Linked DNA regions of Homo sapiens: region 2 is linked to region 1. A link is a loop called in an ENCODE intact Hi-C map of the cell type or tissue named here. Cell type or tissue: GM12878. All regions are shown on one strand. Links, peaks and the distances in the headings refer to the core of each region. The heading gives the core; the rest is flanking DNA.

Region 1 (5,377 bases), core at 67-5,066:
GGGGAGCCAAGTGCTGGCCGGCTGCTCCCTGGGAGACATCACACCAGAGCTACAGAGCTCAGGCGTGTTCTTCAGCCCCATGGCAGGGGACAGATGGTGATGGGAGCCTGGCGACCTGGCTCTTTTGGGGAAGACTCTTTCTTGAGAAAGTGTGCTAGAATTGTGAGGTCAGCAGACTTTGCATGATGGCTGTCTTTTCTTTGAAGTTGTAGGACAGTCCCATCTGGACAGCAACATTGAGAATCAAGAGATTGTCACCAATCCGCCAGACATTTGCCAAGTTGTAGAGGTGACCACTGAGAGCGACGAGCAGCCGGTCAGCATGAGCGAGCTCTACCCTCTGCAGATCTCCCCCGTGTCTTCCTATGCAGGTAAGCGTCAGCGGGAGGCTCCGGGAGGCGTGGGAACCGGCCGCGCAGTCCTTTGGTCTAGGGTCACCCATCTCACCACCCCACGGAGCATCCCTCCTCTGTCCTAGGAGTTATTCTCCCTGGAGTTTTTCATACTTTAATTATCTTGATCAACATCTTCTTGGACACTTTTGTTCTCAGGTAGAGGACAGGATCACAGCATTTCTTTACTCAGTTGGCCATGACATTTTTTATTTATTTATTTATTTTTTTTTTTTTTGAGACAGAGTCTCGCTCTGTCTCCCAGGCTGGAGTGCAGTGGGATGATCTCGGCTCACTGTAACCTCCGCCTCCCAGGTTCAAGAGATTCTTCTGCCTCAGCCTCCTGAGTAGCTGGGATTACAGGCGCACACCACCATGCCAGCTAATTTTTGTATTTTTAGTAGAGACGGGGATTCACCATGTTGGCCAGGCTGGTCTCGAGCTCCTGACGTCAGGTGATCCGCCCACCTTGGCCTCCCAAAGTGCTGGAATTACAGGTGTGACCCACAGTGCCTGGCCTCCCATAACATTTTTATATATGGTTACAGATAAGATTTCTTTAGGGCAGTAGTTCATCAGAGTCTAATTTATTAGCCCAAGTTATTAGAAATTTGGCAGAGTGTTTTAATGGATTCTCAGTTTGAGCAGGCTGGATAGGACCTTAGAGATGATCTCTTCCTGTTCCTTCATTTCTGAAAGGGAAGGGGCTTGCGCAGGGTCGTACAGTCAGCAAGTGTTTGGGCCAGGACTTGACCTCAGCCTTCAGACCCCAAGCTCATTGCTAGATCCATTCCATCCACCAAGCGTACTTGTCCTTTCCACATATTTTCTCTTTCTTTTTATATCTAGTACAGGTTCTAATTAGGCCAGATGACTGAGCCATTTCCAATTCTCCAGGGACTTGGCTACATAATGACAGGAGTTGGCCCAGGCAGAGTCACAGGGGGAGGAACAGATCCAGTTGGTTCTTCCATTCTTCCAGAGTAAAAGGATGGCTCCTCTCGTTCGCCAACATTACTTCATCTTCTCCTCTCTTCCTGATGATCTCCATTGAATTTTGTGGAAATCAATTGTAATTAGGAAATATAAATTCTGAGTCAGTGTTACTGCTTGCAGATATTAAAAATAAAAAGCAGAGTCCCCATCCTGGGAAACTGCAGTTCAGCTCTAGCAAATAGTTCAGGGATTCTTCCCTGTGCTCTTTACACGCTGCCAAATGGGATGTCCTCCAGTAGGTGCCACCCCCAACACTGGCTCCGACCAGCGTTGGAATTAGAGTTGACTCAAAGGACTGTTGTTTGTGAATTATCAGCCACTAAGTCTAATCTCATTTTCCCTGAATGCCAACTTTCTTTTTTTTTTCACTTTTAAAAATTGTGGTAAAATACATTAACATAAAATTTACCATTTTAGCCATTTTTAGGTACACAGTTTAGTAGCATTCAGTGCATTAATGTTGTCGCAGCCATCACCAGCATCCACCTCCAGAACGTTTTTCATCTTGCGAAACTGAAACTCTGTCTGCATTAAACACTAAGTCCTCTTTTCCCTCCTCCACCCCAGCCCCTGGCAACCTCCTGCCTATTTTCTATCTCAGTGAATTTGGCTATTCTAGGTACCTCCTATGAGTGGAATCATAGTGCTTGTTGTTTTGTGACTGGCTTATTTCACTTAGCATAGGTCCTAGTGTGCATTTATGCTAGGAGCGTAAGTGGAATGTGAGAATAGACCTTGGCCACAGGAAGATTATAATCTGTCAAACAGGATAAGCTTGTCTTCGGTGCTTTATTCAGCAAATGCGTTTTGGACTCTTACACGTGCCAGTCCCTGTTTGGTCCTTGCCAGAGTGCAGTCACAAGAACTACTATGTTTTGCAAATTTATTGTGCCCTGGGAACCATGCTCAGTGCTTGGGTACAGTTGACTGTTGTTGTTGTTGTTTGTTGTTGTTGTTAATAGAAATAGGGTTCTGCCTTGCTGCCCAGGTTGGTCTAGAACTCCTGGGCTCAAGTGATCTGCTCGCCTCAGCCTCCCAAAGTGCTGGGATTACGGGCATGAGCTGCCATGCCTGGTATGATACAGTTGACTTGTTTAATTATAATTAGAGTAACCCTGTCAGCCTGGGTATCGTCATCATCCCGTTTTTAAAAGTGAGGAATCTGGCTGGGTGTGGTGGCTCACGTCTGTAATCCCTGCACTGGAAGGCTGAAGTGGGAGGATCACTTGAGCCCGGAAATTGGAGACCAGCCTGGGCAACATAGTGAGACCACACTTCTACAAAAAATAAAAAAAGTTAACCGGGTGTGGTGGCATGTGCCCGTAGTCCCAGCCACTTGGAAGGCTGAGGCAGGAGCATCCCCTTGAGCCCAGGAGTTCAAGGCTTCATTGAGCCCTGGTTGCACCATTGCACTCCAGCCTGGGTGACAGAGCGAGATCCTGTCTTAAAAAAAAAAAAAAAGAAAAAAAAATATATATATATGGATCTGCGGCTGGCGTGGGTAGAGCAGCGTGTCTGAGGGAGGAACGATTGGGAGCACAGCTAGAACCCATGAGCCGTTGATGCCAAAGGCCGGTCCTTAACGCCCGCCCTGTGTCGCTGCCCTGGACAGCGCACGGGCTCTGCCGTTCAGAACACAGCCACATCCCGTGATCTCATTTGATTTTCACAAGGACCCACCAAAGGAGGCAGAGCAGAATGTTTATGCCTAAATTTTACAGTAGAGCTAACCGAAGCGTGAAACACTCAGCCACTTTGCTTATATTTACATAGTTATGGCTAAAAACCCATGACTTTCTTCTATAGCCTGCTGCTGCAGGCATCGTTACACTCCATGTGGTTTTCTTTCTCTCTTCTTTTTTTAGGGGGTTGGAGCTTTAGAATAGACTTCTATGTTTATCTGTTGAGTAAGACTTTTCTGAGGTCTTCTTGGGGATTCTGGAAAGACCTCTTCTTGCTGTTCTGCCAGCAGTGGCATTTGCTCAAGCAAAAGATTCCGGAGAACAGCAGATCCATGCAGAGAGAAATGAACATTTCATTACTCTCTTCAGGACATTTGCATAGGTTTGAAAGGAAGGATTTCAGTGCCAGGATGGCAGTCAACAGGAGGTTTTGCTGGAGCCTGGCTTTTCAGCCTGGCCTTTGGTTCTTTCCGTTGTTTTCATTGTCTGGATTCTCCAGAACCTCGTGGAGGGAGGCTTACTGGTTGGAGGCAAAATGTTCCATCGCTGCTGATGTTCTAGAGCTCACAGTGGTGTAAAACATTTCCCTGCTACTGACTGTAGCTAATTTTAGTTCCTCCGTCAGAAATTGTATAACATGCTGTCAGGAAAGGCAGCTTTCTGCGTGTATTCACCTTTCTTGCTTTATGTTCTCCAGTAGAGTCGGCCATTTGCCTGTTTTTCATGATGGAGTTCCTTTGTTTGGGCTGTTCATCTGAATTTCAATCTCCTCTGACCACCTTTTTTTTTTTTTTTTTTTTTTTGAGACGGAGTCTCGCTCTGTCGCCCAGGCTGGAGTGCAGTGGTGCGATCTCGGCTCACTGCAAGCTCCACCTCCCGGGTTCACGCCATTCTCCTGCCTCAGCCTCCCGAGTAGCTGGGACTACAGGCACCCACAACCAAGCCCGGCTAATTTTTTTTGTATTTTTAGTAGAGACGGGGTTTCACCGTGTTAGCCAGGATGGTCTCGATCTCCTGACCTCGTGATCCACCCGCTTCGGCCTCCCAAAGTGCTGGGATTCCAGGCGTGAGCCACCGCGCCCGGCATGCTCTGACCACCTTTATTCATCTGTTTGGGAAACTGGTATTTGGAGGCTGCTGTTTGCTAGTTTTTCCCCCTACTGATCGTTGAATCATAATCCCAGTAGTATATTACAAAACCACATTCAGTTTTGCAAGTCTGTCTTCTCCTCTGTGGTCTAAATATTATGATGAGAAAGAGAAGAGATAGTACTTGCGTTGGATGTTTTAAGACAACATAAAATTCTAGTGTGATTTGTGAAACTTTCATACTAGGGAGGGACATTTCAAAGTGCCACTTTGGGAAGCTCTGGCGGAGAGACATGTCATGTTTAAAGGTGCATTACAAAGTGACCCCTTGCCTGATCTGTGGCATCAGAATTTTATTAGGTGGTTGATGGTTTAGTAGAAGAAAACCACAGTAGAATAATGGGGTGGGGGAGGATGGGTAAGAGGGGCTGGAGAGTAGACTCGAGAAGAAAACATCATCTGAAGGACTCACTGGCTATAATGAGAGAGTGGAGATCGCCTGCTGACCAGCAGCCATCAGTAAAGGCTTTGAATCCTTCGGGAAACCACACCAGGCTTGCATTTTGTTGGGCAGAGCAAAGACACAATCGCTTTGAGATTAAGAGGATTCCGATTTGAAAATAATTTACTCCTGGTGAAAGTAATTGAGAATATGATCAATAGAAAGAAATTCAAATCAAACTTGCTGAACAAGAGCCTTCCAGAAAGTGTAGCAGAATGTCAGAGTGCAAAAAGCCTTTCAGGTGAAAATGCATCCTCTCCCTTCCCGCAGTGTTCCTGCTTAGACAATATGTATATCCTCAGCGAGGCGTTAAAAACTGGACTGGATAGAGAGTGAACCTACAACCAGTGTCACCCTAGAACTGGAAGAGCTTTTGAGATCATCTAATCCAAATCCTCCCCTTCCCTCCCACCCTAGATGCTTTCAGGAAAACTGAGACCAGAAAGGTTAAGTGAATTACTCATGTGCCTGTTGGTACTGTACGAACACCTTCAGCTTCTTCATTTGTTTGGAGTTGCTGGAGAAGCAACTCCAGACTTCTTTATTCCATTGTATTCGAAGTAAGTAATAAACAAAAAGCAAAAACAAATTCAAACTAATCAAAAGGGAAAATGAAATGACAACGTATGTTGATAGTTCGATAGTAACACTGATCTGGAGGCCCAGCTGCAGTCAGCTCCCTTGTGTAAGAAGTCAGCGTGGAAGTGGCAATGGTG
Region 2 (5,377 bases), core at 233-5,232, 86 kb after region 1:
GTTTGCCAGAGAAAAATTTCTAGGACCCACCTAATAAGTTCATTCATTGGTTCCCAGACTCGGCAGGTTTTACCAGATCCCTCACGACTGGTCCCAGCTTCTCTCCCAGCACATTACTTGAAGGTACACAAATAGTCCACTGTGCTTTGTTTCCTCTGTTTCTTCCAATTCTCTCTTCTGCTTGACCAGCTTGTACTTGAAGATCTAGGTTTTGGGAGATTCCCGGGATTGCTGCCAGGCACTGCCTGCCCCCATCTGAGTAAGGGGTGTAAACCCCAAGAGTATCTGAGACAAGTGTCAGTTAATCTAGGATTGTATATTGCCAAGGTTAAGAACATGCCCAGGACACAGCCTTGGGAGGTCCTGACCACATGTGCCCAAGGTAGTGGGCCTACAACTTGGTTTTATACATTTTAGGGAGACATAAGCCATCAATCAATACATGTAACATGTACATTGTTTTGGTCTGGAAAGTTGGGACAACCGGAAGGGGGAGCTTCCAGGTCACAGTCAGATTCAAAGACTTCCTGACTGGCAGTTGATTGAGTTATTATCTAAAGACCTGGAATCAAGAGAAAGGAATGTCTGGGTGATGGTAAGGGGTTGTAGAGATTAAGGTTTTGTCATGCCGATGAAGCCTCCAGGTAACAGGCTTCAGAGAGAATAGGTCATAAATGTTTCTACTCAGACTTAAAGAGGCTGTTCTATCAGTCATTCCTAAAGGAAGGAGGGTATCAAGAGGCTGTTCTATCAGTAATTCCTAAAGGAAGGAGGGTATCAAGACGCACGTCTGGCTCCCCCTTCCCCTCATGACCTGAACTAGTTTTATAGGTTAACTTTGGAATGCCTTGGCTGAGGGGCCATGCATTCAGATGGTTGGGGGCCTTAGAATTTTCTTTTTGGTTTACAGGGACTTGCACTCACAGTGGCCTGGCTGTCTGTCTGTCTGTCTAACCTGGCATTATGCACACACTTTGAGTTATCTTATTCCTGCTCTGTGTTCTCATTGCATGAGATCCTTGGGTGCAGGAACTACGTCTCCTCCTTGTTCTCCAGAGTACAAATTTTTCTTTCAATAACTGTGCACTGAGCTCCAATTTTGTTCCAATGGCTGTGCTAAGCTCTGTAGATGAAGTCGAAAAAAATAAAGAAGTAAAGACATCATTGCTGCCTGTGTTAGTTTTCTAGGGTACCAAAGCACCACAGATAGGGCAGCTGAAATCACAGTAATTGATAGTTTCACAGTTCTGAAGGCTGGAGGTCCCAGATGGAGGGATTGGCAGGGTTGGTTCCTTCTGACAGCTGCGCCTTCCTCCCAGCTGGTGGTTTGCTGGTGATCTCTAGGGTTCTTGGCTTGTAGAAGCCTCACCTTAGTCTCTGTCTTCATCCTCACATGGCCTTCTCCCTGAGTGTCTTTCTTCACATTTACCCCTTTTAGAAGGACACCAGGTTTTTGGATTAGAGGCCACTCTAATGACCTAATTGTAGCTTGATTTGCTCTGTAATGACTCTATGTCCAAAGAAGTTCACACCCTGGGGGACAAGACTTTAAGATATGAGTTTTTAGGGGACACATTGTCCTGAGGCTTGTGGTGTAGCCGGATGGGGGCCGTGGTGCACCAGGACGCACAGGTGCACACTGCATGTGCTCACCTGGGCAGCGCAACTTGCCTGTGCCTGGTAAGCAGGCAAGGCTTCCTGTGAACCGTGAGGGACTTCTGACACCAGAGGGACAAGTCAGAATTACCCAAGTGGTGGGAAGGAAGGGGTGGGGAAGGATGTTTGGAGCTGAAGAAAAGGCATGGGGGAAAGTCCTGAGGCAAGAGAGAGTGTGGTTCCTTTCAGAAACCTCAAGAACATAACTATGGACACAGCACAGAGCAAGAATGGGGACTGGCAGGGCTGAAGCTGCAAGGAAAGGAAGGCCCTGGTTTCAAAGGGAGCACCTTTGTGTCATAATGAGGAAAACTGGACTTTGTCCCGCGGGCAGGGGAGAACTACTGAAGGGTTTTAAGCAGTGGAAGAACATGATTCGTGGCAGCCTTCCAGAAGCTCATGGGCTCCTGGGAAAAACAGGCCTGGGAAGAAATCAGTAATGCTGGGCAGTGAGGCCGACTAGAAACATTCCCTGGGCCCAGTGAGCACAGACGCCAGGGCAATGCCTGTCCCTGGGAGGGCTCGGCCAACGCTGGGAAGTTTGGTTCAGGCCCTTCTGCCTACAGCAGAGAGGCCCAGCACGCTGCTCCTGGGGGTCTTTGCTGGAGGAAGCTGGGAGGCCAGTGCACACCTGGGCTGCGTGCATTTTTGATGTCTTTTAGCTTAAACATGGAGTTCATGTTCTCACTGCTTGTTGCCGCTGTTGCTGCTGTTGTTATTGTTGAGGGAATATGGGGCTGGACTGAGCAACGCCACATGCTGGAATGACCCTAAAAGCCTGCCACCAGTCTCTCTGGAACATCCCTAATATCCCTAGTGTGGGACTCGGGGAAGGGCATTTGCTCCCCAACACCAGGTTAGAAAGTTATCACATGAATAGAAATGGTGGCAGGGGGTTATAAGGAAGGGAAAGGGTGACACTGGCAAAGATCGACAGGAAGCTGGGGTGGGTTTCATGCCTGAGGGGCCTATGCACATCCCTACGGCCCCTAGGAAGGTCACAGCCCCTGAATGAGGAGCAGGACAGTGTAACCAGGGAGGCAGAGGTGTGCCCAGGACGTAACAATTCACTGCATGACCCTGAGAGTGAGTGCCTCCTTGTGGCTAGGGACGACACACTTCCTTTCCAGCACCCAGGGTGGCTGCAGGGCAGCTGAGGAAGGGACTGGGGCAGGCTGCGGGCCCACGTGCGGCCGTGGCCACCATTCACAGCCATTTCCTCTCCTATTGTTTCCTGGAAGCATCATATCCGCCCTGAGGTCGGTGGGGCAGGGATTGTTGACTCTGCTGCAGGTGAGAAAACAGAGCCGGGTGCTGCCGCTGCCCAAGGGGACCAGTGGTGACAGAGCTGGCCTGACTGGGCTGACCTCTCCTTGACCTCTACCTCTCTTCCCAGGGCTCAGGGCTAAGAAGATGCAGTGCCTCCTCTTTTTCCAATCCCTGGAAACAGGATTGGTTAACCTGGCAAGTTACTGTCAGTTGTACCTTAAAAAACCAAAATGGGGAGAATAGATAGGCGCAGGTGTGGCTGCACCAAAGGAATGCTTAGAAACCACGGGCCTCCTGTGCACACAGCAGCGTGGGTGGATCTGAACATTTCAGTGCTGAGTGAAAAGGGTAAGAAACAGCAAGAGACGCGTGGCAGAACACTCCTTAGGAAAATTAAAAATACACACATAAAGTCACTGTATTTTTAAAGAATTGGCACAAATAAAAATACATAAACACATTCCAATGGTTACCCATGAGGAGGTGAGGAGAGTAAAAGTCCATAAAAAACAAACCATGGGAAGGGCCTTGCCCAGCCCTATAGTGACTGTGTGCCATCGAGAGAGGGCTACACGTCCGTCCTCCACCTCTGCGGCCAGAGGTACCAAAACTCCAAACAAATGAACAGACAAAAACCAAGACAACACCCTGAAAACACAGCAGCAGATCATGTGGATCGTGTGCCTTAGGCATTGTTGACAGTAAGTGGCAAGGCAAAGCAGGCACCCCTGATGCTTTACTTTTGTTTGTTCACTTCACAGAGTGAAGCTCCTGATGCTGCCTTAATGAAGATTTATAACATCCATCCATCCATCCATCCATCCATCCATCCATCCATCCATCTATCCATCCATCCATCCATCCATCCATCCATCCATCCATCCATCTATGCATCCATCCATCCATCCATCCATCCATCCATCCATCCATCCATCTAACAAAAACACATATCAAGTGTTCCTAAATGTAAGACACTCCCCTTAGTGCTGGAAGGGAGGAAGAGATAAAGACATCATCTCCTTTCTAGAGAAGTTTTTAATCCACGTAAGGGTGAGGCATTAGGGACTTTGTACAGTTGGATTTTAGAGCTTGCCTATACATACAGCTTGCAAAAATAGCGCTAAAAATGCCACTTTGATCTATTTCTTTTAGTCACAATGAGGGAGGAGTAAGAGAGAAATAGTACAGCTGACCTAAGATCAACACGGGTTTGAGCTGCATGGGTCCACTTACACGAGGATTTTCTCTGCCTCTGCACCCCTGAGACAGCGAGACCAACCCCCTCTTCCTCCTCTTCAGCCTCCTCAACATGAAGACCACGAAGATGAAGACCTTTACGATGATCCATTTCTACTTAATGAATATAAATACATTTTCTCTTCCTTATGCTTTTCTTAATACTGTTTTCTTCTCTCTAGCTTACTTTATTAGGAGGATACGGCATATAATAGTCACACACTGCATAAGGACATTTCAGTGAGTGACACACCACACATACGACAGTGGTCCCATATGATTTTTTTTTTTTTTTTGAGACAGAGTCTTGCTCTGTCACCCAGGCTGGAGTGCAGTAACACGATCTCGGCTCACTGCAACCTCTGCCTCCTGGGTTCAAGTGATTCTCCCACCTCAGCCTCCTGAGTAGCTGGGATTATAGGCATATGACACCATGCCTGGCTAATTTTGTTTTTTTTTTTTTTTTTTTTTGAGACGGAGTCTCACTCTGTCGCCCAGACTGGAGTGCAGTGGCATGATCTCGGCTCACTGCAAGCTCCGCCTCCCGGGTTCACACCATCCTCCTGCCTCAGCCTCCCGAGTAGCTGGGACTACAGGCGCCCGCCACCACGCCCGGCTAATTTTTTGTATTTTTAGTAGAGACGGGGTTTCACCGTGTTAGCCAGGATGGTCTCGATCTCCTGACCTTGTGATCCGCCTGCCTCAGCCTCCTTAATTTTTGTATTTTTAGTAGAGACGGAGTTTCACCATGTTGCCCAGGCTGGTCTCAAATTCCTGACTTCAAGTGATCCAACTGCCTCGGCCTCCCAAAGTGCTGGGATTACAGGCGTGAGGCACCGTGCCCGGCCCCATAAGATTTTAATGGAGCTTAAAAATTCTTATAGCCTAGTGATGTTGGAGCTTTTGTAATGTCATAGTGCAACACGTTATTCACGTGTTTGCGGTGATGTTGGTGTAAACAAAGCCTCTGAGCTGCCAGTCATCTAAAAGTATAGCACATACAATTGTGTACAGTATATGATACTTGATAATGACAGTGGACAATGATGTACCGGTTTATGTACATAATATTATTTTAGAGTGTACTCCTTGTACTTATATTTTTAAAAGTTTGCTGTAAACCAGCCTCAGGCAGGCCCATCAGGAGGTATCTAGAAGAAGGATGCTATCATAGGAGATGACAACTCCAAGGGTATTACTGCCCTGAAGACCTTCC

The links. Hi-C counts contacts between places; a loop is a spot of excess contacts. Peaks named below come from ENCODE experiments on the same cell type or tissue, not always from the same donor. Only the 100,000 strongest peaks of a DNase experiment are listed, where the experiment ranks them.
Region 2: a loop joins it to region 1, with 2.1 times the contacts of the local background. A loop is called at or near these places in 7 of 110 quality-filtered maps.

The regions. Positions count from the first base shown.
Region 1 is chr4:184,393,909-184,399,285 of GRCh38, reverse strand. IRF2 (interferon regulatory factor 2) reads left to right here. Exons shown (of 9, transcript NM_002199.4): 7 at 207-371. Among named protein-coding and RNA genes, the nearest start is that of LINC02362, 14 kb to the right of the region's middle. RefSeq lists an enhancer at 3,639-3,848. In GM12878, for the core only: no CTCF peak of the experiment used is centred there; a DNase peak (open chromatin) is centred at 3,125; H3K4me3 peaks cover 1,458 bases; H3K27ac peaks cover 2,854 bases.
Region 2 is chr4:184,307,850-184,313,226 of GRCh38, reverse strand. All of the region lies in intron 2 of MYL12BP2 (MYL12B pseudogene 2), which reads left to right. Among named protein-coding and RNA genes, the nearest start is that of MYL12BP2, 3.8 kb to the left of the region's middle. RefSeq lists enhancers at 1,324-1,393, 1,424-1,483. In GM12878, for the core only: CTCF peaks have their summits at 477 (motif pointing right) and 2,755 (motif pointing left); no DNase peak of the experiment used is centred there; H3K4me3 peaks cover 2,569 bases; H3K27ac peaks cover 3,112 bases.